Linked DNA regions of Homo sapiens: region 2 is linked to region 1. Evidence: read pairs that join two places in POLR2A ChIA-PET (ENCODE). Cell type or tissue: MCF 10A. All regions are shown on one strand. Links, peaks and the distances in the headings refer to the core of each region. The heading gives the core; the rest is flanking DNA. Region 1 overlaps PLD1 (phospholipase D1). Region 2 has its middle 13 kb from the start of TMEM212.

Region 1 (15,642 bases), core at 4,644-12,643:
TATAAACCCCAGTCCTGAATCTCAGACTTATGTATATAAACCCCAGTCCTGAATCTCAGACTTATGTATATAAACCCCCGTCCTGAATCTCAGACTTACATATCCTAACCCCAGGCCTGAATCTCAGACTTACATATCCTAACCCCAGTCCTGAATCTCAGACTTACGTCTCCAAACCCCAGTCCTGAATCTCAGACTTACGTATACAAACCCCAGTCCTGAATGTTAGACTTATGTATCCAAACTCCAGTCCTAATCTCAGACTTATGTATCCAAATCTCAGTCCTGAATCTCAGACTTATGTATACAAATTCCAGTCCTGAATCTCCAGACTTACATATCCAAACCCCAGTCCTGAATGTTAGACTTATGTATCCAAACTCCAGTCCTAATCTCAGACTTATGTATCCAAACCCCAGGCCTGAATCTCAGACTTACATATCCAAACCCCAGGCCTGAATCTCAGACTTACATATCCAAACCCCAGGACTGAATCTTGGACTTATGTATCCAAGCCTCAAACTTAGGTATCCAACGTCCTACTTCTCTTCGTTTGGATATCTAAAAGGTCTCTCAAACTTAACCTACCCAAAATGGCACTGCTGATTTGCCCCAAAAACTTACTGCTTCTCCCCAGACCCCATCACCTACAATGTTCCTCAGCTGAATAATTAGACTTTTCTCCCTGTTACTCATATGAGTCTTAGAGTCTTCCTTGACACCTCTCTTTTTTTTACACTCTGCATCACGACCCACATCAGATAATCTTCTTGGCCCTATCTTCACAGTAGATCCTAGATCTGACTACTTCTCTTCATCTCCCACCTGGACTACTGCAATATTCTCCTAAGTAGTCTGCCTTCTCTCAGTCTATTCTTTTTTTATTTTTATTTTTCATTGAGACAGAGTCTTGCCCTGTCCCCCAGGCTGGAGTGCAGTGGCACGATCTCAGCACGATCTCGGCTCACTGCAACTTCTGCCTCCTGGGTTCAAGCGATTCTCCTGCCTCAGCCTCCTGAGTAGCTGGGATTACAGGCGCCCGCCACCATACCCAGCTAAGTTTTGTATTTTAAGTAGAGAAGGGGGTTTCACCATGTTGGCCAGGCTGGTCTTGAACTCCTGACCTCAAGTGATCCACCCACCTCGGCCTCCCAAAGTGCTGGGATTACAGCACCATGCCCAGCCCCTTTTAGTCTTTTCTTTACCTACCCAACTTGTGTAATCTTTTCAAATGGCACAGTGTTTCACTTTCTTGATTAAAACCTTTCAGGGCCTTTTCATTATATTTAAGGAAAAACGTAAATGAAACTATGCAATGGTTTACAAAGCCATACATAACTGGACTCCCTAGTTTCTTCTCTCACTACACCCTCTACTGTTGCCCTTTCTTTCACAGCACTGACTACACTGGCCTTTTTGTTGTTCTTGAACACGCCAAGTTTGTATTGGCCTCTGGGCCTTTGCAGTTTCCGTTTCTTCTGCCTGGGCCCTTTTCCCAGATGATTACAGAGCCTGTCACCTCACTTCGTTCAGGTCTCTGCTCAAGTGTCATCTCCCCAGAGAGGCCTCTTCTGACCATCTTATCTAAGGAGTGTGCTACCTCGCCACTTATGCCATCTCTCTCCAGATGCCATCTCTCTCCAGTCCCTTACTCTGCTTTAGTTTTCTTAACAACACTTAGTATTATCTGGCTTTATATATATTTGTTTTAATTTTTGATAGTCTGTCTTCCCTAATAGAATATAAACTCCCTGAAGATAGAAGTTTTCTGCTTTCATCACTAATGCTGAAAACAATGCCTGTCGCATAGTAGGTGCTCACTAAGTACGTGTTGAATGCCTGACCTTGGGAAATTTAAGCTTTCTGGCCCCATTTTCATCACCTGAAAAATGAGGAAAATAATTGTATCTAATTCATATGGCAGATGTGAATGTCAAATAAGATATTGAGTCTAGTAAGATATTATGGCAATAGTGTTGGCTATTATTTTGTAATTATCATTAAGTAACATAAATAATTTAAATATCTTGTAAGCAACAAATACATATATGAATGCAATGTAAGGTAGAATTTTTGCTATATGCTTTTTACAATGGTTGATTTCAGAGGTATAACTTGTAATATGTAGTTACTGATTACTAAGTTGGAGGAAGTAGTTATAAATGCATGAAAAGTTAAATGCCATCACTATTTAAATAACCCATCCAGATAAAATAGAAAGTCGCAAGGCATAATTTGTTGCCTAATGGATTTGCGGCTGCTGATGATGATTGCTGTAGTTGTTGAGCAATTTTGTTTTTTTTTAAAGCAGGGTGACCTGAAAATGCTTTGTAGAGGACATGGGTTTGGGCCGCCCCTTGAAATGCTGGGGAGGATTTGACTCCTTTACTGTCGAGGAGGGGGAAGGGCATTGCCACAGTTGGGACAGTGGCACAAACTCAAAAGGAAGGAAGAACTAGGTAATTTGAAAAACAGAATAAACCAATTTGGCTGGAAAGTGAGGTCTTGTGAGAAAGCAGATTGAGAGCAACACAAAAAACAGGGTAGGAACTAGAGAAAATGGCTTCAGGTTAAAGGAACTGCTAGGGCAGTAGGAAACCCTTCCTTAGATTGGGTAAGCAAGGAAGGAAATGCCTCTGGGCAATTAGGAAAGAAGGTAAATCATCAAGGGCTTGTTCCTGCCAGGTTGAGTTCCCTCTTCCCTTACACGCAAGCAGCTCTAAGCGAAACCTCTGCCTTTCCTACAGCGGATGGGTGTGCTGTGTCCTGAGACAGACAGCAGTAGGAAGACCAGCTCTCCGGTTCCTGGGACATAGAAACCAATTTTGAACTCTTTTCACACACAACAATTTTCACTCTAGTTTTTAGGTGACTGATTACAAGGCAAGTGACAATTTTCACTCTGGCTCCTTATTTAAAAAAGAAAGAAAATAATAGAGAAACTTGGAAATTAAAGATCCATCCATGAACATAGTAATTTACATTGTAACTGCATATTAAGAAATGTTCAGCTTTTTTTTTTAAGCAGAAGTTACTGTATTGTGTCAGATTAGTCATATAAACCCACATTCTCATTATTGTGTAAAAGGAAGTCATGTATTATATGAGAAGGGGCCAAAGTCGTCTGTGAACTGATCAGGTATTTAAAAAGAGAGGTTATCTAGTTAACCTTGAGATAAAATTTGTTTGAAATTATACAGTTTTATGTAAAATTACAGTAATTTAAAAGGGTGCTATCACACGCGCCTTCAGTTTATTGTTATTGCCAAGTTACAAAATGATGCTACACTTTGCAGGGTTAGAATAGATTTCAGAGCAATTTGTAGTAATTAAGAATAACCTTGTAAAAGTAAAAGAAGCAAAATAAAACAAAATAAAATGAAATATAGACAGGAGCCATGACAGATGTTACAGAATAGGGAAGGGATGTGAAGACAATAGGTGCCGTTGTCATTACCGCAGCCCTGGCAACACACGTCACAGATTAAATAATGAATGCCAGTTGGTGGGCACAGAGAGGAAAGAACAGAGAGCCCATTGTTTCAGCTTGTCCATCTAATTTCAAACCAATTGCTTAAGTAAAGTCTTCTGTCTTGGTTAGAGCCAATGGCAAATTAAAGAGCTGAAATATTGCAAATCTTGTAATTCACTCTGGATCACCAATCAGAACTAAATAAAAGAGCTTTGAGCAAGGAAACAAATTCTTAGCCTTACCTGTAAATAGAAGCCTGGAGAGAAGTGCAACTCATCATTTGGGTGGGCACCCACTGTGCCCACCTCTTGCGATCAGGTTCTAGCTAGTGTGGTATGAGGGAGGGGCTCTTCATCTTACTCTTCTGTGCCCATGACTACAGCTCCATAGAGTGGGGTGACAGGTACCACCGTCCGCTGCAGCACTGGCGCAGTGCTGAGGCCCAGGAAGGAGTGTCTTCTTAGATGGCAGCTTCAAGGCACGTTTGGGTTCCTGCCTTTTCCTACTCTGAATAGATGTGATGAACTAACAGGCTAATACATGTGAAAGCCCTTTGTTTACGCAAATGAAGGGGTTACTGTTTTTATTATTTTAGGGTGTGGAGTCACGTGGTAGAAAGAACACAAAGTCAGAAGTCCTGCGTTTGCATCCTAGCTTTGAAAGCTGTCTCCATCTCATACTAGGGTCCCCCTTTTCGCAGAGCTATTTTTAAGTGTTTTCCTGTGGCTTTTTCTTTCCCCTTTTATTTTAATTAATTAATTAATTTTTTTTGTTTACTTATTTTGAGACAGAGTGTCCCTCTGTCATCCAGGCTGGAGTGCAGTGGCATAGTCTCTGCTCACTGCAACCTCTGCCTCCTGGGTTCAAGCAATTGTCCTGCCTCAGCCTCCTGAATAGCTGGGATTACAGATGTGTGCCACCACGCCCGGCTAATTTTTGTATTTTTAGTAGAGACGGGGTTTCACCATGTCGGCCAGGCTGGTCTTGAACCCCTGACCTCAGGTGATCCGCCCCTCTCAGCCTCCCAAAGTGCTGGGATCACAGACGTGAGCCACTGCGCTGGGCTCTTTCCCTCTTTAAATCAGATGTTCTTTACTTTTACTTGTGCCATGGGGACCTCTTTGACATTCTAATTAAGCTAATGAACCACTCTACAGAATATTTATTCTGTAAAATTAAACACATAAAATTAAAATGCATAGGATTACAAAGGAAACCAATTATACTGACATAAAGTTATCAATATGCAAAGAAGTAAATATGTCATATTGTAATACATGTCCTTTATTAAAATGCATTACTTACCAGTATCTAGTGGCAGGTCTAATAACTACTGTAATTTTGAAATAGTGATGAGTGGAAATGATACTTTGAGATATTGCAATAACTAATGTGATATGAAAAATCCTTGATGTCTAAGAAAATATCTTTGACGTCAAAGAAAATATCTTTGATGACAAGTTACAGAAGGAAATGATAATTTTAGTTAGAAGTTAGTAAAAATAAAAATAAAATTTTTTATCAACAGCCTGAATTCTGTCTGACACCCTTAGCCTTGCCTTAAATTTCACTCTTTCTTCTCATGCTGTACATTTTCCAGGGACAAACTCTGTGTCCCACTGTCCCCCAGCTGCAGCTGCTCCTTCAGTGTCAGTGACTCCTAAATGTGCACCTCTGCTGTCTAGGCAAAGGACTGTAGCACCTGGCCTGCATCTCCTGGGGCCTGCTGGATATCCTCCCTGAACAGCTCAGAGGACCTCAAACCCAGCCTCCCTCAGTGAACTCCTTGGCTTGAGCATCTCCCCACCCTCCTCCCACCACCCTGCCCTTCCTCCTTGTCCCTAACTCTGTGAATGGCATTAGTAACCACCACGTGGCTCCAGCCCCGAGCTGGCTTGACAAGGGAGCCAGTGCGCATGCTGCTGCGGGGTTTACGGCACAAGCCTCCTTGATACAGTTTATGAAAGTATAAACTTGTATGTCTTACAGCACTGGCCTGTGCTTGCCTTTACCTGGAATGTCTAAATTCCTACTCACCCAAAAAGGCCTCATTCCTCCTACTTACCTTTTCAACATGCATATCTGGACACTTTCCGGTTTAGCATCCGTTGGTGATGCCTCTTTGCTCCATGATGTGACATAAGAGGACTCTGCCTTCCTCACAGCATTTTCTTCTGCTGGTCCCTCAGCCTTACTAAGGTCCCTGCAGGCAGTCCCTCCAATGTCCCCCACCCCGTTTACCCTTTGCCTTGGCAGACTGAGTGAGTGCCCTCTCCCTGGGGACCCTTTCCCTTCCATGTCACCTCCAGGTCTCAGTTCTGTGGCCACTTCTCTGGAAAGCCTTTATGAGGACTGTTCACAGTGCAGGCCTTATCCACTGTCTCCCCCGCCCTTGCATTTGACCAGGGCCTGGCAGGGTTTAAGTGGTACGCACTCAGGAAGAAAGAGTTTTTAAAGTACATGGCTAGGAGCACCGACCTGGGTTCTAATCCCAGCTCTGTCTCTAACTGTGTGATCTTGGCAGTGTACTTACTAGCCTTTGGACGCCTCAGTTTTATCATCTGTAAAACTGGTATAATAGCCGGGCGCGGTGGCTCACGCCTGTAATCCCAGCACTTTGGGAGGCCGAGGCGGGCGGATCATGAGGTCAGGAGATCGAGACCATCCTGGCTAACACGGTGAAACCCCGTCTCTACTAAAAGTACAAAAAATTAGCTGGGTGCGGTGGCGGGCGCCTGTAGTCCCAGCTACTCGGGAGGCTGAGGCAGAAGAATGGCGTGAACCCAGGAGGCGGAGGTTGCAGTGAGCCGAGACAGCGCCACTGCAGTCCCGCCTGGGTGACAGAGCGAGACTCCGTCTCAAACAAACAAACAAACAAACAAACTGGTATAATAATAGAGTGGTAATGTTTAAATGAGTTGGTACTTATAAAGCACTTTAGAACCAAGCTTGGCTCATCGGAAGAGCTTATATAATAGCTATCCTTATTCATTTTAGTTAGTTTGTTTGTTTTGTTTTGTTTTTTGAGACGGAGTCTCGCTCTGTTGCCCAGGCTGGAGTGCAATGGCACGAAGTCGGCTCACTGCAACCTCCGCCTCCCGGGTTCAAGCGATTCTCCTGCCTCAGCCTCCTGAGTAGCTGGGATTATAGGTGCACTACTCCACGCCCGGCTAATTTTTGTATTTTTAGTAGAGACGGGGTTTAGATGGGGTTTCACCATGTTGGTCAGGCTGATCTGGAGCTCCTGACTCGTGATCCACCCGCCTCGGCCTCCCAACGTGCTGGGCTTACAGGCATGAGCCACTGCACCTGGCCTCATTTTAGTTTTAGTAGTACAGCTTGGGCTCATTTAAAAGTCATATCCTGCTATACTCTTATTATTGCGGGGTTTTATTAAAGAATGTAGTGTAATTTGGTGCCCACCACTTAACTTTTCTTCATCTTCATTAAGGTTAATATCAGATATTCATTTTAGAAGAATTAATTTATATGTGGCAAAAGGAAATAAATTTTTGCTGAAAGATAAGAGAAATTCTGGGAATACAGACATACAGACTGATGGAGACACAGCCCCACCAGTAGTTTATCTAGCTGAGTTGGGGATTTATTCATATTTCTTCCATTTCAAAGATTGTGTTGGTCTCCCAGGAGTATTTTTTGAAGCTCTTTCTGCAGAGGAGAGATCAATATTATTTATCAGAGGATTTCCTTGGGCATGCAAATCATCATATATGTTTGCAAACCAGATCCATGTAAAATAGATGGTTTTGAATCTACTTTTTTTGCATGAGCATTTTTATATCCTCTAGAAATATATCACTATTGTGGGGAAAAATTTAATAATATTTAACGACATACTGAATGTGACATTAATGTGCTCGCATAGCTGCTCCTTCTCTGTTTTTCTTCCAACATCAAAGTAATAACATTTCCCCTGAGGTTTGTTCAGCTCATCCAGCTTTCGCTTGGTTTTGCCAGCAGGTGGGGTACTAGCTCCTTTTAAAGTCATCAGCCACAGGTCTTGAGGCTCGTTTTCTTTTTTCCCTGAGAAAAGAAATTATCTTGCCCCCTCATTCTATGGTGACCCCATGAGATCCTCTTGAGCCCTGACCTGGGAGTGGGTAGAGGGGTGGGCAAGGTGTGTATTAGATCTAAAATAGTCTCCAGGATTTTCATGGGTGAATTTGTTGAGCTAATGGCTTATATTTCACAGGTTTTGAGTAACTTGAATTTTACCAGTAATTCATGTAAATCAGTTTGGCAACAGGTGAATCAAGCTTTGCCTGCATATTTGGTCCAATCTTATGGTTTAGGAGAAACAATAATTAAAGTTCAAAAACCTTGGTTATTGTGTTGAAATAAGTCTCATTTAAACAAAATACAAATCATGGCAACAAGCCATTAGAATTAAAACTGTTCTTGGAGTTGAAAACTAGGGGAAAATAAGTATACTGTGAACACATTGTGTTAAAAAGCTGATGTTCTAACAATATGCTAGAACATTACTGACTCTGTTTTAAGATCTAACTGCTTTAAGGAATTGATTGACTACATTTTTCTAGAATGAAACATAAATTTCTTATTTTGAAATCTTAGTGAGTGGTATTAAGTTCCATTTTAAAAGGCAGCTTAAAGATCCATGTTAAAAGACGTGTCTTAGCTTATACATCCATTCTAAATGTAGGTGGTGAAACTGAATTATAAGAATGTTTTTAAGATTTATAGACACTAAGTCAGAATCAGAAGTTAGAAGGTTCTTTGACAAAATTTCCTATTGAACTTATGTTAATCGTTGGATTTGATGAGGTTTTTAAGCTTATTCAATGTTATCTGAAAATAGTAATACTATCTACATTTGATTCTCAGAAATGATAACTTCATATGTCCCTCTTATGCAATGTGAAATTACAGTGCTATCTGTTCCATAACTGCCACACAACTTGAACAATATAAAAGTCATTTCATGGCCCTAATGGAGGGCAGACTGTATCCCCTTGCTTAAAATTAATCATTCACTTTATTGCAGTGTCTGAGGGGAGAGAAGGGAGTGAGAGTTCTCTTTGTTTAAGTTTGTGTTATGGTTTTCTTGGGCAGCAAGTACAAAAGTGCAGCCTGAAGCTGTAGCTCATTCTGTATGTGGGTTTTATTTCTCACAGCAGTCCGGTGTCTCTTTAACATATGGGGAGTGGTTTCAAGTTCATTACTAAAGCTTATAGGCTAAAGTGCTTTGTGGGCTTGGCTATGACTTAAGTTGCCTTGAGGGAGTCAGCCAAAACTGGGCTTGGGAACAGGAAGGCTTTGCCCGTTTATTTGGATTCTCAGGGTAGTCGATTTTGCCACCTCTTGGCTATCAGCTGCCTTGGAGATTGGTTTCATAGTAAGGATTCTTTCTTTAAGGTGATATGGAGCAACTGCTTTCACAGGGGCACCAGGTTAGTAAATAACATTTTGCACTTTCTGCTGCGTGTGTCAGATTTTCTTTCTGAGCTCACGGTGTGATGATAGGACAGACTGGGTTGCTGCGTTCTTTTAGAAAATAATGTGAGTTCGTTTATCCTGCAGAGGTTTAGGGGGTTATGTTTCTCCTTATAATATATGCATTTTTTGACCATATTAAATACAACTGGAAGCCAAGTGGAAATGACATATTAGTATCTGTGTTGGATTTGCAGTCCAGAGGTCTTGTTAGTAAATATCAGCCCTGCCCCCGCCCCCTTTTTTTTTTTTTTTTTTTTTTTGAGATAGGGTTTTGCTCTGTCACCAAGGCTGGAGTGCAGTTGAATGATCATGGCTCACTGTAGTCTCAACCTCTTGGGCTCAAGCGATCCTCCCACCTCAACCTCCTGAATAGCTGGGATTACAGGTGCATGCCACCGCACCCAGCTAATTTTTTTTTTTATACTTTTTTATAGAGACCAGGTTTTGCCATGTTGCCCAGGCTGGTCTCCAACCCCAGGGCTCAAGCGATTTGCCTGCCTTGTCCTCCCAAAGTGCTGGGATTACAGGCGTGAGCCACCTTGCCTAGCCTAGTTCCTTTCTTATAATTGCTTTCTTTGTGTCGTCGCACTAGACCTTCTAGGTATAAATATGATTTTATACACAGTTGATTTTATTTTTTGAAACGTTAAGTAGTGGAGTGTTGGGCCCCAGTTGGGGTTGTCCTCCCTCACCCCACTGGTGCGTGCTTGTCTGATGCACGGTTTTTCTTCAGGCCTACTCCTTGGAGTTTCAGTGAACCAGAATATCATTTTAATTTTTCTCTTTGAAAAGTCTGGCACTTTTCTGGAATGCCTCAAAATACTGGCATAAGAATTGATTCAGGCAGAATGTACAGGTGGATTAAGCCCAATTGAATTTTGTCTTCAGTTTTGCTGTTTTTATTCTCAAGTGATTCTTCAGAATACGAGATTACCCGAGGATTAAAGAACAGCTGTAAAAATGGAGTGTGACTTGTAAAACATAAAAGTATAGTTAATAGTAATTAAGAAATTAAGTCAATATAATTAAGCACAGAGAAAGACATTGTCTTCCTTAATCTCGTTAATTTAAAGATCTAAAGAGCAATTCTGCCTTTATTAATTTGCCACCAAAGCAATCTGGCATGAAATTGTTCTATAGGAGTAGTTCAATTTGGTGTTTTAAAGTTTGCAACACTTTATGAAATATAGTTTCTCTTGCTTTCATGTTACTTTAAGGATGCTTTAGTTCAGGGTAATGTACTAGTGTTTTAAATATGCTAATATGCTTCTGTTATTGCCATTTTATTCTCCTTTTTTCCCCACTGCGAAATACAGTGTATTAGAAAGGGTCTGTTCTTTCATGTTCTTCTCTGCTTAAAAAAAATTGAGGGGGAAGGGAGACAGAAATAGGTACTTAAAAAAGATCTCTGAGGTGATATGCTAAACTTTAAGGATCCCTTTCCCCATCAGTGCTAAGTTGAAGTTACAATGTTATGGCTGCATGCCATTTCGGGATTACAAAGTGGACTGTATTTTATACCCCCTAAGGCACAATTGTACAGCTGTGTTATTGCCCCTGCCTCTGTAGATATTTTCTTTAACAGTAAGTTTATTACATCATTTTAGCTTTCCCAAAAGTGCAAAGATTGCTATGACTTTGCTATGTTTTATATACATGCCATATATATGCTATTACTACGCATATATGCTATTGTGCAATTATTAATTATTAAATGATATTAAATTTTAAGGAACGACTTGTCCACCTGATTGTAGCTGCCTGATGATTTTAGAGAGAAATATTAAGACATTTTAGTCGTTGATTACTTGTTTGTGCTTGATGGGTACAGATAAAGGTCTTTAAAAGCTTACATGAAACTCATTTGTATCTTGTGGATCTCAGTTTCTGTGTTCCCAAGTGCTTCATAGCTTTTCATCTAGAGATGGTAACAAAGCAAAGACCACAGATTCGAAACAAAAATAATGTGGCAAAGGATTAGATAAGAGGGAAACTCCCTAAAAACCAGATTTTAGGGTTTTCCCAGAGAATATACACGTTAAAATGTTTCCTCCAAACGTGGGAGAAAAAAAAGGACTGTACAGTAGAGAGTTCAAAATCTGTAAATTTGGGGTAAAGTGTCTAAGCAAACCTTAGATTATTCCTGATTCTAGGTTTGGAACACACATTGCATTCTTGCTCTCATTCTGCTGGACTGGCTTAATTTTGTTATATCTGGGTCTTTTGGCTAATAAGAGATGAGCATTTGTCTCATAACATACCATCTAATTTTAAGTTGAGTTTTGTGCTAATTAATTTTTATCCAACATGCTTTCTTGTTGATAGTCAAAGTGACTTAGATGTCTCACACATCTCAGATGGTTTATGGACCTCGCTGTGACCCAGAAGGGCGTGATGCCAATTTTCTTATAAAATGAATCTGAGTTTCAAAGCTGGAGAGAAATTCTTAGGCAAACTTTTTTAACTTGAATTGGCTACGCCCCAAACGTTGAGGAAGTTGCATGGCAGTAGAAGATCAGGACTCTGAGGAAAGAATTGAAGAACTAGGAGTAGTAGTGGTATTAGAGATGAATTTTCTGACCGTCGAACCTTGGTAGATTTTCACCTGATGGACCAGTTCCGTTCTTCACAGCCCAGATCACTCCTTGTTCCTGTGTGATCACACATAGTCTTGATCTTTGCAGCGTACGGTTTGGGAGGTGCAGGCTTTTCATCTGCAGTTTATAGCCTTGTCAGCTTCATGTATTGACTAAAATGAACTGTGCCACATCTGCCTTTTCCATGCCTAACCTCCTGGTTCTTGCCCCCCTCAAGAACCAGGTGCTTGTGTGCACATAGGTCTTATGGTTACGTACCAGAAAATGTGGGAGATTGTGATGCCATCCACCCTGGAAATTCACTATTTTAGTAATGTCAGTAAATACTTAACTTCCCAGAGGGATTGCAAAAGTTGAGGATAGAGTATACTCCTGGAGCTGATCTGACCACAGAGCTCCCCAGTTGCCTGTTTCATTCTGAAGAACCCAATTTAAGTTTGACCCAGCATTTCTGGGGTAGTAGTACTACCCCAGTTAGTAGTAATAGTCATAGCAGAAGTGGTAGAATAGTGGTAATAATAATAATAATAATAATAATAATGAACACATAAAAGTCATTTCCTAAGTGCAGTCACTGTTCTAAGCCCCAGCCCCCCTCTCTTTTTTTTTGAGGCAGAGTCTCACTCTGTTGCCCAGGCTGGAGTGCAGTGGCACGATCACTGCTCACTGCAACCTCAAACTCTTGGTCTTAAGTCAGCCTCCCACCTTGGCTTCCCAAAATGCTGGGATTACAGGCATGAGCCATGTAAACAAAATGCTGGGATTATAGGCATGAGCCTTGTAAACATGCCCGGCCTGTTCTAAGCCTTTTCCTTAATCCTCACAACAACCTTAAGTTGTTGATTTTCTTTATTATCTCCATTTTACAGTTGAGGAAACTATTCAAGAAAGTTAGATTGACCTAAGTCAGAGCAACTAGTAGGCAGCTATGACAGTGTTGTGCATCAGAAGGTGCTGTGGAGGGGGAAGAACTGAAAATAGAATCCAATATTAGAAAAATATAAGAAAAAAATACAACCTAATACATTTTGGATTGTATTATGTCCAATATAACCCAGTACTTATTATTGAGAAACAACCATGTAGATACTGACATCTGTGCTGCTCTTCATTTAGAAGATGCTCTGTTGACTTACTGTCAACCAGCAAGGCAAGCCATTGGTGTCCTTTCTCTACTTGGGTTGGTAAGCTTGTGCTCCACTTTCTCACCTACTCTGCTCGTGACCAGTGGCAAGAACCTGGTGACCAATGGCAGGATATAGAGGTTGCCCATGGCCCGTAAATGAGACCAGTAGTGGCCAGGCCGTATGGAGAATAGCCCACTGCATTGAATACTGTCTTTTAAACACTTAAGCTACTTTTGGGATTTTAGAGACTTTTTAAGGCTAAAATAATAAAGCCACTAAAGCTAGGAACTTGGACTTTTCTGATTGTTTAGTTTTAATTTGGCCAGTAGGAGTGTCCTCTTTATTTCTGCCCAGTATGACTTCCTGCTAGTAATCAAAGCTCTGGTTATTTGGCAGTCTTGAAGGTTTCCTTAAGTTTAGTGGATAACCAAGATTATGAGACATATATTTTTTTAAAAGACATAAATGTGCATTTGAAAAATATTGGGCAAATAACTTCTACCCAATTTGGCTAAAATTTAAACGTGTTACAAATAAGTTTAGAACCTTTAACAATATAGAACAAGATAACCCAGACAGATTAAGGAGCTAACTTAAAAGAAAGAAAAGAAACGAAAAAATAAAAATTCTGATCTTTGAATGGGTAAGCACTTTCTCTTCCCAAAATCAATAGAGGAAATCACAAAAGGAAAAAGTCAATAGATTTAAATTTTCTAGGTAGGAGTGTAGACGCTTTAAGTATAAAAATGTTAATTGAAGCATTATTTATTACCATGAAAAGTTGCAAATAATAAAAACATAAAGTAGCAGAAGAAAATTGCATGACGGACCATCACAATTTTATTTATGGAAAATTGTAATAGGAGGAAATGGTGATGATAGATATTTAAGTAAAAATAATGGATATTAAACTATCTCTCCATCACACATCTGAATGTGTTTAAAATATACCTCTCTATGTGTGTGTTATGCTTACAGAGACAATAGAACGGATGATCACCTTAAGTTAATAGGGATTTAGGGGTTATTTTGAAGGTGGGATTTCTGATGATTTATATTTTCTTCTTATACTTTTCTACATATTGGTATTTTAAACATGATTACTTTATATTCATTTTAAAAAAGGGAAAAACTATTCATGGAGAAAAAAGTGAGACTATACCAACATATAATAGTAGAAATAGTAGACTAACATTACTCTTAATCTATTTAAGGTATTGGCTCTAAAACTGATTTTAATTTCCTCAAATTTGTATATATTTAAGGTTTTCTTAGATGAGAATTTATCATTTTTATAATAAAAATTAAAATTGATTAGAAGTGACAGGTTAGAGTTGAGGTAAAATGAATTTTTATAAAGGACAGAATCATTTTACTTTGGAGAACAATTATATTGCTGCCCTTATACATCATGTTAGGAAACACCTTTTTGACTTTTCTGTGTCAAGCTTAAAATTTCAGTTAGGTTTTTATAGCTAATTAAACTATAAGGTAGATAGTGTATTTAATAAAGGATACGGAGGAAGTTCATGTAAATACCTGAAACATCAGTCCAGGAAAGATTCTTTGAGAGATTTTCAATATGTCCAGATGTCTGGATAACAATTCTTTGGTCTAAACGCAGTTGATGATGTGATGAAAGGGACAAGTCAGCATACCAAGACAATCCTTAGAAGGGACGATTTGACTGGAATGCTGAAGACAGAAGAAAACCTTAGAGTAGCTGACTTCATACTTCCCCTTCCTCATTTTACAGATCAAGTCACTGAAGCCCAAAATGATTGAGTCCTCAAGTCTACAAGGTCGTAGTAGATTCGAATGGAAGCTTTTGGGGTCCTTTGATTCCCCCTCTGCTGCTCTTTATAATATTCTGCTCGTTTTCACACACTTTAGTAATGATGAATGAAATTTTATTTCCATTTCTCCTAGGTTGGTAAAAACTCAAAGCTAACACCATTCAGAACTTACCTAATGATGTTTGAAAAAGAGGCGGTAGGCTGATAACTGCTTCCTAGGAAGACCTACCAACTTCACCAGCATGCTCATTACTCTCATCATTGTTGTTGGAACATTTTGTTCTTGGGTACAAGCTTACTTTACACACATCTGGTTACTATGTTTGTTCTGGAAGACGGCAGCCTCATGGAGTGACTAGAGAACACTTGATACTGAGCTCTGGAAATCGTTTTTTAACAGCTTTATTGATATTGTATAATTTACAGATCATCAAGTTAAGCCCTTTAAAGTATACAATTCATTGGTTTTTTGAATATCTACAGAGTTGTGTGACCATAACTATAGTCCATTTTTTAAACATTTTCATCACTCCAAAAGGAGACTTTGTACCCATCCTCCCTACCTCTCTCTTTTCCTCCCCTAGCTCTAGGCAGCTTTCTTTCTTTTTCTTTTTCTTTTTCTCTTTCTTTCTTTCTTTCTTTCTTTCTTTCTTTCTTTCTTTCTTTCTTTCTTTCTTTCTTTCTTTCTTTCTTTCCTTTCTTTCCTTTCTTTCTTTCCTTCCTTCCTTCCTTCCTTTCTTTCTTTCTTTCTTTCTTTCTTTCTTTCTTTCTTTCTTTCTTTCTTTCTTTCTTTCTTTCTTTCTCTTTCTTTCTTTCTTGATTTGCCCATTTTGAACATCTCATATGAATGGAATCATGCAATATGTGAGAATCCTGAAAATTTTGATTTGATTTTCAAAGACCGTGTAGACAAACATGACCTGGTTACTCTGCAGGCCCCATCTTCCCAACAGTGTCCTGAGTGTGAGATTAAGACCAAATGAACTCTGTCAGTGCTGCCAACTGTTTTATTGGATTAAATGACTTGTTTTTGGCCTCTGGAGTGTCTAACTCTTTAACTTTTCAAAGTTAAAGAAAAGTACATACTCATTAATGTGAGTGTGTTGTAGGCCATGTTGCAAAATTACTGGGTTAGATCATTGCTTATTAGTTGTGACCTTGAGCAAATTACA
Region 2 (15,642 bases), core at 2,999-10,998, 59 kb before region 1:
ATTATTAAGTGTCAAATCCTGCTTTTGAACCTATAAATGCTTGATTCTAAATTTTGTAATTTTTACTTTTCTCCACTAGATCAGTATTTGGTGTACTATGTCTTTTTAAAAAATATACATGCATCTGTGAAATTTACCACGAAGTATACAAAAACCTATAAGGCTGTACTCAAACTGAGGACATAAGAAGAATGGGATGATGCTGTGTTTACTTACACCAAGGAGGCTTGATCAGAACTGCTGATTCTGCTCCTAGTTATACAGAAAAAAGAATGGAATAAAGAGATTCTTTACTTTCTCTTTTAAAAAAAATTAGACCAGAGGAGAGAGCTAAAAGCAAAGGCAAAGGTTTGTTTCTGTGCATTGATATAAAAGTCCCAGAATATCTATCTAGAGTGTTTCTGTGCATAGTTTTCTGTTTTCCAGTGCTGTATGAGTGGGCTGTTGCCATTGATGTGGAGATGGACTGGAATGGTTGTCATATGCAAGGTTCCCGAATAGGACAAGGAACAACCTGCTGCAATAGAAAGAAACTAGGGCTGTATGACCTGGAGTAAATTTAAGCCTCCCGTAATCTCGGTCCTTCTCAGCAAAATGTGGAGGTTGGACTGGATAATTTCCAAGACTCCTTCTGTCTCTACCATTCCGTGACTTAAAATAAATCCCAAAGGAGCAAAAATACCTATGTGACCAGATTGCCTGTCCCAAAGAGACTTTATCTGTTAGAGTCGACATGCCAACTTGTGTTCCCCTCTATCTGGTACAAGCTGTGGGCACATAATAAGCACTGCACACACTGTGATTTGGCCAGCTGAATTCTTGCTCAAGAGATTTCAGACAGTATTCCTCTAAGGAGGCCTCACTTTGGCCCCAGCAGAACACAAAAAGGCAATAACTGGGAGCCAGCATCTACCAGCTAAGTAATTAGCAGGCTGTGAGTAACAAATTGGTGACCATAGCCCAGCTCCTGTTGTCTGTGTCATAAAATAATTAAAACTGGCCAACAAACACAGCAGATGCCAAGATGGCCAAGGGACAATGGAACATAAAGTCGTATCACTCTTGTTTCCCATCTTCTTGGAAAGGGATGAAAAACTGGGGGAAAAACTGGTAACACTTGTAGGTATGGAGTTTATGGTACACATGGAATGGAGAAATGAGAATTCAACAAGGATCTGGTGTAGCAGAGACCTAAAAGGCAAATCCCCATCTACTGGCCAACACTAGACAGAGGATATCTCTGTAAACCAGTTTCTGATTGATCATGAAACAAAGTTCTTTCTCTGTCTTTTCTTTTCTTTCTTTTCCTTTTTCTTTTTTTTTTTTTTTTTTTGAGATGGAGTCTTGCTTTGTCACCCAGGCTGGAGTGCAGTGGCGTGATCTCGGCTCACTGCAACCTCCACCTCCCAGGTTCAGGTGATCCTGCCGCCTCATCCTCCCGAGTAGTTGGGATTACAGGTGCGCAACACCACACCTGACTAATTTTTGTATTTTTAGTAGAGATGGGGTTTCACCATGTTGGTCAGGCTGGTCTCAAACTCCTGACCTCATGATCCGCCTGCCTCAGCCTCCCAAAGTGCTGAGATTACAGGCGTGAGCCACTGTGCCTGGCTCTGTGTTTTCTAAGCAATGTTAAAAATATCATGAGCCTCAATTTTCTGTATATTTCAACACATGTAGAAAAGCAAAGTGAGCTAAGGTTGGTACAAACAATTTGGTTCACTGTCTCAACTTCATCCACATCTCTGCTCAAAGATTTTCCCTTACCAATCTCCCCCTCTCCATCCCTTTATCTGGCTTTATGGATCTTCATGGCCTCGTTACCACCTGACTTTATTCTTCATAGCTCTTGGCTTATGTCTTTACTGTGTGTCTTCCCAATTAGAATAACAGCTTCATGAAGGCAAGGACTTTGTTTTATTCACCACTGTATCCCAGAGCCAAAAACAATGCCTGTGGTCTATAGTAGATGCACAGAAAGTATTGTTGAGTCAATGAACTAATGAATGAATGAATGGATGAGAGTGAATGAATGAAACCACTGCTTATCATCACAGTTGTTAGTTTACTTAGTTTTAATTTTTTTGAGTTTTATTTTTTGTATAGATGGGATCTTGCTATGTGCCCAGGCTGGTCTTGAACTCCTGGCTTCCAGTGATCCTACTATGTCAGCATCCTAAAGTGCTGGGGCTACAGGCATGAGCCACTGCACGAAGGCTACAATTGCTAGTTTATACAGACCAGTTTGCTGTGAAAGCTAGCTTCTCAGGCCTTCCCTCAGAAACAAGCGATATTTAATATTTTGGTCTTAAACTGCTCCAGCCCTCTTCTTTATGAAAATCCACACTGAAATACAAAGAAGATCTTCCAGGTTAGCTCACCTGGAAACTGCATTGTGAATTTACATGCGTTGTATGTAGATACATGGGAGAGCTGCACTGAAGTGACCCATGGCTGAGATTATTTTGGGCTTGCTATGTCAGCACACGACACATTGACACATGACTCTGCGTTAAATAGAGGAAGATGCAACATCGCAGACTAACTGCCTGAAGTCCGGCAAGAACTTCTGCCTCTGGGAAAAAGCTCTGACAAACACCTTTTAAATCCACTGCTGACTTTTAAAGTAGTTGCTGTTCATGATGACCTATCTAATTTAATAGATCTTTTGCTTGGCCTGTGGTTTTATGTATTAATATCTCTACATATTAAAATCTTTTCTCTCTTTCAGCAGACCTCTTTGCATAGGTAATACTTTCCCCTAATTGTGTAGAAAAGTAAGATACTGATATTAACATTTTAACTTGGAAAAATTTGGCTATGCAAACTCATGTTTCTATTGTAGTTTCATATGACGATAATGTGGTCTTTTCTAAAACAGGAAAATTGAACGACTAAGTGCATCCGTATGACATAAGGAGCCAGGTCACACACTCTAAACATCACCTACTGAAGGCAGATTGAGGGTATCAGTTTTGTATCGAAAGGCTCACAATTTATTTTCTCTTTTCAACAACCCAGATATCCTGCCTTTGTTTTTGTTTTTATTTTTCTTAAAGTGGCACGATACGAGAAACGGATGTTTGTGGGACTTCCACATCACATTTTCCTAGTACGTAAGCCCTTCCATTTCTTCCACACAATCCACACAGCGCAGATTGACATAAAAGATAAAAGCTAGGCCTCTGCAAGACCCCTTTATCTTACAGACTAAAAAGAATGTAGGGCAATGACAATGAAAGGCACAGAGTAATAACCCAACTGGAGTATCACAGGCAGAGCCAGCAAGGACCTTTGAGACCAGCCAGTCCAAGTCTGCCATTTCACAAAAGAATTCCAGTTAAAATACCAAGAAAAAAGTCATCCAATTGCAATATTAACCTAATATTGAATAAGGCTGTTGTGACTGATTATCTTTCTGCTATATCTGTGTTTAGCACTAGGTGTTGCTATACTGCTATTTATAGACCAGCTTCTCTTTGATACCCAACAGGAGCTTAACCTTCTAATTTGAGTTCCCTTTTGCAAATGCTGAGTTTCTAAAATCGTACTCTGCTACTATATAGTATGTTACATTGAACTAGCTTCATTTAAATGGCACAGGTATGACATGTTTAATCAGCTGAAATAGCTATCCTGAAAAGAAGTGGTCAATAAATGCTAGGGAACTCCAAAGTTAAATTTTTCAAATTGTCCTAATTCAAATATTTACTTAAACTCTTTTTATATTATGCGCAATACAGGGGGAATGACATTGTTAGCTGTGCGTTTCCTGGAACTGACTAACTGCTACAAGGCCACAGATAAAGTTTGTTTATAGAAAAACAAAATATGAAAAAACATTTAGCAGTGTTCTATTTGGGGTTTAATAATCCCACACATGCTGAGTGGGAGAAAGGATAGTCATCCAGAACCTTTCTCTCCCCATGGTAACAGAGGATGAAAATGCTTTAACCCCATCTAGTGACAGATGAGTCATGATTTAGATTAGTTCAGTTGTTCAAAATTTGAGTGGTAATACCAAATTTTTGGGATAAATAAGTGATGCCCCAAGAAACTCATAGTTTAGGAAGAGGGCAAATTTTCATTTCACCTTTAGGTTTTAAAGGATAAAAAATTCCCCTATTACATGTGAGTCCTCAATATCATTACTTGGTTCATTAAATTTGGATAAATTTGGCATAAGCTCAGCACAATTGTTCAAATTCTACAAGTCACTTTTGTTAGCATCATCTAGTGCTGAGTTTAAAATCTTCTGAATATATGTAACAAAACAATGTCTAGTGTATTGCTTCTAAATATGTTTTTTAGTTTTGGTTATTTATTAGTAACTATTTGTAACAATAATGATCAAGTAATGATGCTAATAACAGTCCTAAGTTTTTACTGGAAAGAAAAGTGGAAGACTGAAGACCAGAGTGGCAGCATCTTCATCACCTTATGGAGCTTAGAGTAATGTTCCTGCAGAATTAGCTACCAGGATCTATAATATAAACACTTCATTCTAGTCCTAAAGCGAGGGTTTCTTCTAATTTTTATAGTTTTGGCCTCAGGCTAAAAGAACGAAGTACTTGGCTGAAGTATTCCTTTTTTTTTTTTTTTTCACAACGTGTTCTTCCCAACTCTCTCCCCAGCACAAACACAGCCCTTCTTTTCTGAAGATTTTATTTCCTTTATGTCCTTTGAGGATAAAACTATGCTTTGTGGTTTTTATACCATATTCACTTAAGATATTTAAGATATTTGAAAACAGAGTGAACTGTATATTCTTTCGCCATATAGGTCCTCCTTTCCCCATCACTCAGAGCCTCGATGATAATGTAAAGTAGTATCCACCATTATTTTTGCTCTTCTTTTTTTTTGAGACAGAGTCTCACTCTATCTCCCAGGCTGGAGTGCAGTGACGTGATCTCGGCTCACTGCAACCTTCCACCTCTTAGGTTCAACCGATTCTCCTGCCTCAGCCTCCCAAGTAGCTGGGATTACAGGCATGTGCCACCACACCCAACTAATGTTTGTGTTTTTAGTAGAGACGGGGTTTCACCATGTTGGCCAGGCTGGTCTTGAACTCCTGGCCTCAGATGATCTGGCCACCTTGGCCTCCCAAAGTGCTGGGATTACAGGCGTGAGCCACCATGCCCAGCTTTTGCCCTTCTTTTGTTATGCTCTGTATCAAAAATGGTAAACTTTTCAAAAGTGCTCAAAACTCTAATCCATGTTCTTGTAAACTTGGTGTAAGAGGTGCTTATATGACAAGTGAATTGTCTGTTTCCTATAAAGTAGAGGAGGGAAGTAATTTTTTAAAGAACCCAGTTTGGAAATAAATGTTTAGTAAATGACAGAAAGGCAGGAAGGTAAGAAACAGTGTAGAAAGCACACTGAAGAAGACATTTCTGCCATCTTTGGTGAAACCTACACAGATCATTTACAGGCAAGTCTATGGGCACGTGTATAGGGGGTAAGAAATAGTAAGAGCTGTGAAAATAGACTTACCATTTACACACACACACAGACATGCATACATAAATTATCAAATGTTTGCCCTTTGTTTTTCCTAATACTCAATTAACCGAAGTTATATTAAAAAAAAAAACCTTTCTAGTGTCATCCACTAATCTTTTCCATCCCCTTTTATCCTCCAAGCAAATTTCATTCACGTAATTCCAAAGAGGCGAATCAATCTGGGTCCTGCTCTTGCTTAATCATTACTTCCAGCATTAAAATATGCTTTTAAATATGTAGTTAAATATGTAGTTAAAGTACTACTCCTGTTTTTCAGTTTGTTCCAAGATTGAGACAAAAGCTCCCTACCAAAAGCAAAATGAAAGCCAAATTCCTACCCTTTTGCCTCATTTCATATTTTATTATACTATGTTTCCTAAAAACACATTTTGTAAATATGGAAATGGACCATGTTGTGTGTAACAAAGGTCAGGCTATGCCCGTTTAATACAAGTTGTGATCCTCAGAAGACATCCACTTCAGGCCACCTACAATTTACCTTTGTTCCTCTTTCCTCCATATAGGAAAAAAACAACAACTAGAAAAAAATTATAAAACTCAACTATATGCACTTTAAGGCCAATGATAACTCAAAGGCTTTTAATACCTACAACAGGGTCGGAGCTCGCCTGAGCTGAAAACTGAGGATTGCTCACTGACGTACAGACGCAATATTCACCAATCAAGAAATATAGTAATGAGGGCAGACCATATGATTACAAGGTGCTTCTAAAAAGCATATTAAAATCTAGCATTATTAAAGTACTATAAATGCTTGCTTATGACCAATGAAGCCACAAACACTGTGAAGAGTTCATTTTATGTATTAATAATAATAAAAATTCTCAGAAAAACTTTTTAAGTTTTTCTTGTTAATTCTGGGCTAGAGAAGACAATCTTTTCTTTTTCTTTTTCTTTCTTTTTTTTTTTTTTTGAGACAGAGTCTCGCGCTGTTGCCCTGGAGTGCCGTGGCGCGATCTTGGCTCACTGCAACCTCTGCCTCCCAGGTTCGAGTAATTCTCCTGTCTCAGCCTCCTGAGTAGCTGGGACTACAGGCATATGCCAACACGCCTGGCTAAATTTTTTTTTTTTTTGTATTTTTAGTAGAGAGGGGGTTTTCACCATGTTGGCCAGGATGGTCTTGATCTCCTGACCTCGTGATCTGCCCACCTCGGCCTCCCAAAGTGCTGGGATTACAGGTGTGAGCCACTGCGCCCGGCCCTTTTTTTTTTTTTTTAATTAAAGACATTTCAAAGAGCACATACACATTGATCAAATCTGAGAAGCATTTACAACATAGATTTAATGCCATTTTGAAAAATCGACATATAATTATTGTACATTTTTATGGGAAACATAGTGGTGTTTCAAAATGTAAAATCTATTGTGATCATATCAGGTTAATTTGCGTAATCATCATCTCAAACATCATTTCTTTATATTGGGAACATTCAATATCTTCTTTCTAACTATTTAAAAATATATAATCTATTATTGTTAACCAGAGTTATTCTGTAGTGGTATAGAACACTGGAACTTATTCCTCCTCTCTAGCTATAATACTGCATCCTTTAATAAGCCTCTCCCTATTCCCTCCCCCATCCCCCATCCTTCCCAGCCTCTAGTATCCTCTGTTCTACTTTCTACTTCTATGAGATCAACTTTTTTTAGCTTCCACATATGAGTGAGAACATGTGGTGAGGAATAATTTCTATAGTTGGTTTTTGAAAAACATAATTATTTCAGTTAGGAAAACCTTATGCTCTGTTTTCTTAGAAGAAAGATTTGTATAATTTTTGGTGCAAATTTAGTGAATAAAAGCCTTTATTTTTAACATATGAGTGTAACTCTGGAATGAAAAATCAGTAGACTCTTTCTAACCTAAACATGGTGTTTGTCAACAGTAGACACTCTGAAAGCACAGAGGAGGTATTACTTTTACCAGCTTTTCCTCATGAGGAAAGATACGGGAGTGTGCCCTTTGAAGGATGTACACCAGTTTTCTCTTCTAACTGTTTTTCAAAATAGTTTAAAACACACGAGAACCCTGGTGCTCTAGGCCACACTATTTTCCTTTACTTCACCCTGGCTGCAGGACCGCGGGACTCTGTCCCAGCTCGAATGTTCCAGGAGATGTCTCCCTCAGGAGCCTGCTCTTCGGGCAGCACAGGCTCCCACACTCATTTCCTCCAGCTGCCTCCAGGTGGCCCTGGGCCCCATGCCTTCTGCAGCTGCTGCAGTGATTCCTGCTGTTGCTTGTCCTTGGCAGATGGTCACAGTATGGTCTATCCCATTATCTTTGGACCCAGCTACTGGCCTTGACTTTCCTTCTGTGGGAGGATTTTTCTTCCCCAGTGGACTCTCAGCTTCATGCAAATACAGCTGACTGTAGAACCTCCTTAGTCTTGTCTGAATTTGCAATAGTTTAGCCTGACCTGGGGGCCCTCAGTTATGTAAAGATTGGGACTATCACTATCAATCAGTCATCTACTACATTGTGCTTAGCACTATTTGACACTGCAGAAAGAAAGAAGAAAGGAAGAAAGGAAGGAAGGAAGGAAGGGAGGAAGGGAGGGAGGGAGGAAGGGAGGGACTAGAAATGAAAATCCTAAAAGGCATATGTTTCCTGACTGTAAGAAATTTATTGTCTATTTGATTATAATCACTCATAGCTAATACTCTGCAAATTTTATAATGAGATGACTAAACCAGAGAGCATATCTAGAGGTCATCTTAAAAACATTTGGTAAGCAGTCAATCAATAGCAATCAGTCCAACCAGCAAGCTCCTGATAGATATCATTGCAAAAAACATTTTCTCCTTCCAGGATCAAATCCAAGTTCATGGTTTTAGCAAATGAAAGTAGAAAACCTCTTCTATCCATCAATCTCAAATCCAATTTTGGCCTAGACTTCAGAACAAAACTTAGCTCTAACCATTTTTTTAAAGTCCTTATGCAATATTTTTTCACAAATACTCTCACAGAGGAGGAAATTACAAGGTAGGGAAATTGCATAAGCTATCTACTCATTAGCAGATCTAAGTACTGGGTCCAGAGTTATGTATGAACTCCAAAATCACCATCAGCCGTAGCATTGCCCCTGTGGCACTGGGGAATGTGTCCAAAATTCTCTGGGATGAGGCAGCACCCTCCTCCTGCCTCCCCATCCTACAAACCCAATGTGGTTGGGCCAATAAGGGCACATACACACAAGCGATAAAGCTTGTCATCTAGTCAGAGAATGGGGAGATATCACTTCTCTGTTCCGGGTATGACAGTCTTATTAATACTGCCTATCATCACAGCAGCGTTGCTGTCATGCTCTTAGATACCACTGAGCTTGCAGTGAGCTGAAGCTCTCAGGTCTTTTATTGCATGAAGTCTCGTTAAACCAGCCATCTCCCCAATCCCATCTATGTGAAGTTGATTTGTCAAACTTTACACTATTATTGCTTAAATTCTTGGTAATTTTAACCCACTCTCCAATTCATGTTAAATCATTGTGAATCTTGATTTTGATATTTTCCCTTAGTTTTCATCTGCAAATTTAATAAGCACAACTTTAAAATTTCCATCTACGTTATTATATGAAGGTGCACAGAGTCCTGTGGCAATTTACTGGAGACATAGCTCCACGTTAATATTCGCACATTATAATAAGCACTTTTTGGATATGCTTATTCAACCAATTTAGCTTTCACATAATAAAATAATAAGAAATCCCATGTGTAACTATTCTGATTTACCAGCTCAGTAGGTCTATCCAAATATCATATTAGGTTTGTTTATGATAACTCATTCCTAGAGAATTCTCGCTGGCTCATTGTGATTCTTCCTCATCTTAGAAAAATAATAACATTCATGAATAGTTTTCTGTTTATAAAAGTAATAAGTGTCTATTTGTAGAAATGTTTTGAAAACAAATGCATAAAGAAGAAAAGCCACACAGAATCTCACCTCCTATGACTGTAGGCATTTTGGTTCATTTCTTTTCAGCTTGTTTTTTATGTTCACTCCTCCCTACTCCATCCCTACCGTCGTGCCTTACACACATCTTATGAAATCCCCTCCGCTGTTCACTCCGCGCCTGCCCTTCCCCCAGCTTAAACATTGAGAAAATATGAATACAACAAAACCAGAAAAAATGGTGAGAAGACTCGGAACTTTAAGGTCAAAAACTGTAAGTCTAAAACAGAAATGTTTGCATACATATTTGTAAGAGTGACTATTCTTGAAACCAGGTCAGAGGAAGTCAAGGAAGTCTGAGGTATAGACTTAGAGTTATCACGGCCAGGAGCAGATCAAGATAAAGAGAACACAGCCTCAGCCAGTGCAACTACCACCTGTCATCTGCACCAGGGAGCCACGCGGTTGCCCAGGTAGTCTTGCTGATGTCCAGTGGAAGCCACCAGCCAATACTGGCCAGTAAATTGTCTTGCGTTATAACCTTCTGTGGCCAAGGCTTTGCCCTACTTTATACAGCCCTTTCTTCAATAGCCCCAAATAATATCATGGAAGAGATAACTCAACTTTAGTACAAAGCCTTACCTGCATTAAATGAATTTAAGACCCAAGTAAAATCACTGCCATCTCCCCTCCAACGTATGTATTTTGGGGAGTCTCTAAGTTTCTGTCAATCTGAGGGTCTACCAAAGTAGCTGCCTTATCTCTGCCAAAGGGAGGTGCTGCCACCACCCGCAGAAGCTAGAGACCTACTGAATGCCTTCTTACCCACCCAGCCAAGGCTGCACCCACAAAGATCAACCTCTCTCAATGCTTTGTCTTGATGCCTCCAGCCCACTTGGTGCCTGGCAGCTCAATGCCTGCTCAGCCAGCATCTAGTTAGATTGCTCTTTTGATACCCATACAGCTTTAACTCCTCAGGCACGCACAACTCCTCAGACACACACACTTTTCCAGATCCACCAGAATGTGTTTCTTAAATCAGATGCCTGTGATCCTGGCAGTGCTCAGTGATGTGCCAGAGGGACTCAATGCCCCAGGACACCCACAGAGCATCTTTTGAGCATCCATTTAATGTAAGGATAAGAGAAGGAACTTTAGCTTTATATTAAAATAATTAAGGAAGTACTGCGGATTAAAATGCAAAATGTGAATTTAAAATGGAGATGAAATACCCACTTGAAAGCAATTTGATTGCCCTGCATTCTCTTTTTTTTTTTTTTTTTTTTTTTTTTGAGATGGAGTCTCGCTCTGTGGCCCCAGGCTGGAGTGCAGTGATGCGACCTCGGCTCACTGCAAGCTCCCTCCCTGGTTCACACCATTCTCTTGCCTCAGCCTCCCGAGTAGCTGGGACCACAGGCACCTGCCACCACGCCCGGCTAATTTTTTGTACTTTTAATAGAGGTGAGGTTTCACCACATTAGCCAGGATGGTCTCAATCTCCTGACCTCGTGATCTGCCCGCCTCGGCCTCCCAAAGTGCTGGGATTACAGGCGTGAGCCACTGCTACCGGCCTGCCCCGCATTCTTAAATAACACATGTCTACCTCTAATACCACTTCGGGGTATGTGTTTACTGTCCTCAATCCTCTGAAGTACTTGGAATGAAACATTTGAAATCCTTTCCCTGCTGTGCCTGAAACTGTTGCTAAGTTCAGCTCAACTCACCAGTCTCCTATTTACTCTGTGACATATAATCACCCAAGGGCCCCAGAGTCCTTCTCTGCAAGCCCACTCCTGTCCTATATATCTTGTCCCCTATGAGTCTGCTGGACATATCTGTCGTACCTGAACCCAGATGTGGATGTGGCGGAAATGTTTTTCCTCGGAAGGCTTTTTATGTCAATCTAACTCCGTGGCCATAAAGATGATTGAAAGGGAAGACTTTGCTTAGTCTTACACAGCAATTCTCAGGCCCAGGCCAATCAGGTTTTGCATCTTGATTTTAGAATCTAAGTTTAAATTTTGGTTACTTTTTTCACATTAGTAACTATCATTCAAAAACATTATTTTAATAACTTTATAGTATTTTACTATTTAGTTGTACAATAATTTAGGTAAACATGATTATAAGATTTTTATGTCATTTCTATTTTTTGTGATTACAGATCACATTAGAATTAATATTCTTAATTTTTAAAATAAATCCATAATTTTTACCTTAGGATAAAAATCCTACAATTGGAATTTCTAGGCTAAAGGATAAGAAAAAAAGTTTGAATGTATTGATATGTATTTGCCAAATTATCCTGAAAAATGTTTAACTCTTCCCAACAACGAACACACCTGCCTGCTTTCCCTCACTCTGTGCTCACTAACAAAGGTCTTATCATTAAGAGAAAAAAAAGTGTTTAGATTTAATACATTAAAAAATGTTATTTTATTGTGCTTTATTGTTATGTTTCTAAACTCCCTGTGGGGCACTTACTTATTTATTTATTAATTTGTCATTTTATTTTTTCTTTTGCAAACTGGCTGCTTGTGCATCTCATTTTTCTGTTTGTTTTCTTTTATGTGTCTACAAATTACAAGCAAGCCTTTTCTTCAACAAGTTGAAAAATAATCTCTTTAGAGGTCAGATTTCCTGAAGTCACTGAAGAGCCTTACTAATTCCCATATGACACTGAAAGAAACAACAACACACAACACATGCCTTCCCCGGACTTCATCTGGAATTCCCACTGTAGTAACTTTTCCAACAACATTGTGAAATCCAAGAAATCCTGGGGCTCTATGCGGCTCAGTTTACACAATCATAGTCAGTCACAGTGCACTGACCACAAGCGTCATTTGAAAAGATAAGTTTTGAAATTTACATAACATGATGACCGTAAAGTGGGATCCAATTCATACTCCAAGCAACAAGGGGCTCAAGCCCTCTCCTGACACCACTCTGGATCCTCTTGGCCCCACACTTTAACACTTTCCCTCTATCCTATTCCTATGTACATTTTTCTTCCTCTCCTTTCCTCACTCTCCTAGATCTTTATCATGTAAATGAGCTCAGCATCTCTGCCTAAATCCTTTCCACCTTCATATTTGCCTTTCCTGCCCAGTTCCTTCCTCCCCTTTCTCCTGAACTTGGATTAAAAACAAACAATGAGCAAACAAAAGCAAGGAAGTTGAGGAACACTCTCGGCAAAGAGCACTACAACCTGCTAGCACCCACAGGCCTTTGATACCACCAGAAGCCACAGTTTGCCCCTGCATGGAAATAACTCTGCACAGCACCTCAGAGCTATTAACAATTCCTGCCAATTAACTCCCACCGTGCCCAACTTCCCAGTTATTCTCAGCCTACTCCCCAGTGCGGATGCACCAATTACTCATCCTCGCATGTGCTGTGTATTTTGTCCCCTCTTACTCATCAGCTCCCCTTGCTAACTTAGGCGGGAGCTTTACCTCTCGCGGTAGTTAATATTAGGTGTCAACTTGAGTGAATTGAAAGATGCCTAGGTTGCTGGTGAAGTATTGTTTCTGGGTGTGTCTGTGAGGGTGTTGCCAGAGGAGATTGTCATTTCAGCCGGTGGACTAGGAGAGGAAGATCCACCCTCAATGTGGGTGGGCACCATCCAATCGGCTGCCAGAGAGGCTAGAACAGAGCAGGTGGAAAAAGGTGGGATGACCTTGCTTGCTGGGTCTTCTGGCTTCCTTCTTTTTCCCATGCTGGATGCTTCCTTCTGCTCCTCCTGCCCTTGGATATCAAACTCCAGGTTCTTCAGCCTTTGGACTCTGGGGACTTGCACCGGTGACTTGCTGGGGGCTCTCGGGCCTTCAGCCACAGACTGAAGGCTGCACTGTTGGCTTCCCTGGTTTGAGGCTTTCGAACTTGGACTGAGTTACTACTGGCTTCTTTCTTCCCTAGCTTGCAGACAGCCAGTTGTGTGACTTTGCCTTGTTATCATGTGAGCCAATTCTCCCTAATAAATACCCTGTCATACATACATATATCGTATTAGTTCTGTCCCCCTGGAGAACCCCGACCAATACGCCTCTGGAGCCTGTGTTCCTTTGTCCTCTAAACAAGCTTCTCATCCTGAACCTGTTGCAGAACAATACCATGTGGCTTGTGCTCCTGCAATGCTGTGCCATTCACTGCAGTCTGCTGGAAGCATGCCATCGTGAGATAGCACAGTTCCTCAATCTTCAGCGCATCAAAGCTTACCCCTCTTTTTGCCAACAACACTTTAAGATGATTTCATCTTCAGTTTAAAAATGTTGCGACCTTTCTGTTTATGAGTTTGGCTTGCTTACATGCAAAAGTTATAAAGGAAAAAAAAGCAGCACAATACGTATTTGTTAAATTTATGGAAACATTATTTTATGGGTAAGTTACAGATATTCGCACAATATATAAAAGAAAGTCACCTTGGTAAAGTGCCCATGAGGACAGCGAAGGGCATTCTCTAAAAATGTTAAGAATAAGTTGGCTGGAATGGGACCCAGATGTACGATACCAAGTGTAATTTATGTGCCAAGGCAGGACCCAGAGTGTGAAGAAGGTGGGATGGGAGGTTCCTCTGATGGATGAAGAACAAAGACCTTTCACCTCCAGGATGAGTAAGGCTCTGACAGCAGGCACTTTCGCCTGGGCTTTTTATGTCAGACTATGTCCAATAAAAGAATTAAAAACCTTAAGCCTTCCAAGCTTCCACCTTGAAGCTCCATGAGATTTCCCGCTGTCTGCTCATCTGTTGGTAAACCTAGGAAAGTTGTGCAAGTTGTTTTTTTGTTTTTTGAGGGTTCCTCAACGCCACTACACAAAATGAACTACTTGTCCCCCCTCATCTCCTTTTTTCTGTTTTTGTCGTAAATAGTGGTGGGGCCTTGTGTCTCTGCTTGTAGTTCTTAAGACGCTTTGAGGGGGAATCCGGCTGTGAAAGAGGAACCAATAAATACATTTCATGGAATGTTAAATTTCAGACCCAATACAACCACTCATTCTTCTATTCACCACTATATGCCTGTTCTGGCCCATTATTCGTTATTTCAAACTGTGACCCAATATTTTAATCCTGCCTCTCCCTCTAGCCCCTTTAAATCAGCTGTTCTGATTGTTTGCCTGTCTTTTGCTTTTGGTTCTGCCTTTGATGCTATCTCAAAAATCAAACTGGGCTTCCAGCTCTGCAATACTTGGAGCAGTGCTACTCTAGTCCTTGGATGGGTGAGTTCCCTGGACCCCTCTGAGAGCTCCTGCTTCATCATGAGGATACTGGAACAATACCATGTGGTCTGGAGGCAGTGTGGGAATAATCCTAAATTCACACTCTTGTTTCTCAGTGACTACCCTTCTATCCCTATGTAAAAAACCCTGCTTCTTTGAGGTTTTTGCCACCTGACTGCACCACAATCTTGCCCATTCTCATTTTCAATTATTGACGTCCAGGTTAATATTCCACTTTGAGAATGGGCTTTAGAGCATGGCTTACAGTCTGACTCACAATGCCTACTCTCGCTATATCTTTAGTACCTTCAGTGGCCTTGTGGATGATCCATTAAATGCCCCAGCCTCATAGTTCTTTGATCTCTTCAGCTCCAACCAGCTTAAAGCCCCACTTGATTCTAGACATTCATTCTCATAACTCAAGTTTTTCTGTGGCCAGCTGGACTGGTTCAATTGCAATTTGATGCAATGCAAAAGGGTGTAAAGAAAGGAGTGACAATCACTGTTGGTGAAAGAAGCCAGAGGCTGTAGTCTGAAAAGCAGCAGAGCCTCAAGTCTAGGGGATTAAGGGTAAAGGCAAGAGACGGACAGCTTAAACTAGGGAATGAGGTATGATCCTGTTTTGTAAATCTAGGGTAGTGAGCTCCAGGACATTAGGATAGATGTATTCACATACATACATGCAACTTCAGGGACTTTATAGACCCAGATTAAAGACGGCTCTCTTGAAGGATCAAGCTCATATTCTGTAGCATGTATACAAGGCCGCTTGGTTACGGCTTTCCTCAATCTGGACCCGCAAGCTCCATGTCCTTTACAAATGTTGCTTTGATTCAATTGAAGTTCACTGATATGCCATGCTACTTCTAAAGCTTGTTCTTTCTGCCTTCTCCCCATCCTCATTCCTAGCATTTCCATCAGCTAGTAAAGGTCTTTTTATCTGCACCTAAGCCCCGCCTACCTCCCCAAGTACAGAAAAGCCATCCCTTTCTGCCTTCTACAACACCTATTTC

Evidence for each region. ChIA-PET counts read pairs that join two places held together with the same protein. Peaks named below come from ENCODE experiments on the same cell type or tissue, not always from the same donor. Only the 100,000 strongest peaks of a DNase experiment are listed, where the experiment ranks them.
Region 2: POLR2A ChIA-PET joins it to region 1 with 35 read pairs; 10 of 35 experiments call an interaction of 5 or more read pairs at or near these places.

Annotation. Positions count from the first base shown.
Region 1 is chr3:171,764,457-171,780,098 of GRCh38, reverse strand. The region is part of intron 1 of PLD1 (phospholipase D1); the gene reads left to right. Among named protein-coding and RNA genes, the nearest start is that of PLD1, 38 kb to the left of the region's middle. In MCF 10A, for the core only: a CTCF peak has its summit at 7,438 (motif pointing right); DNase peaks (open chromatin) are centred at 7,448 and 8,708.
Region 2 is chr3:171,822,184-171,837,825 of GRCh38, reverse strand. No RefSeq gene overlaps it. Among named protein-coding and RNA genes, the nearest start is that of TMEM212, 13 kb to the left of the region's middle. In MCF 10A, for the core only: CTCF peaks have their summits at 3,419 and 7,699 (motif pointing right); a DNase peak (open chromatin) is centred at 7,715.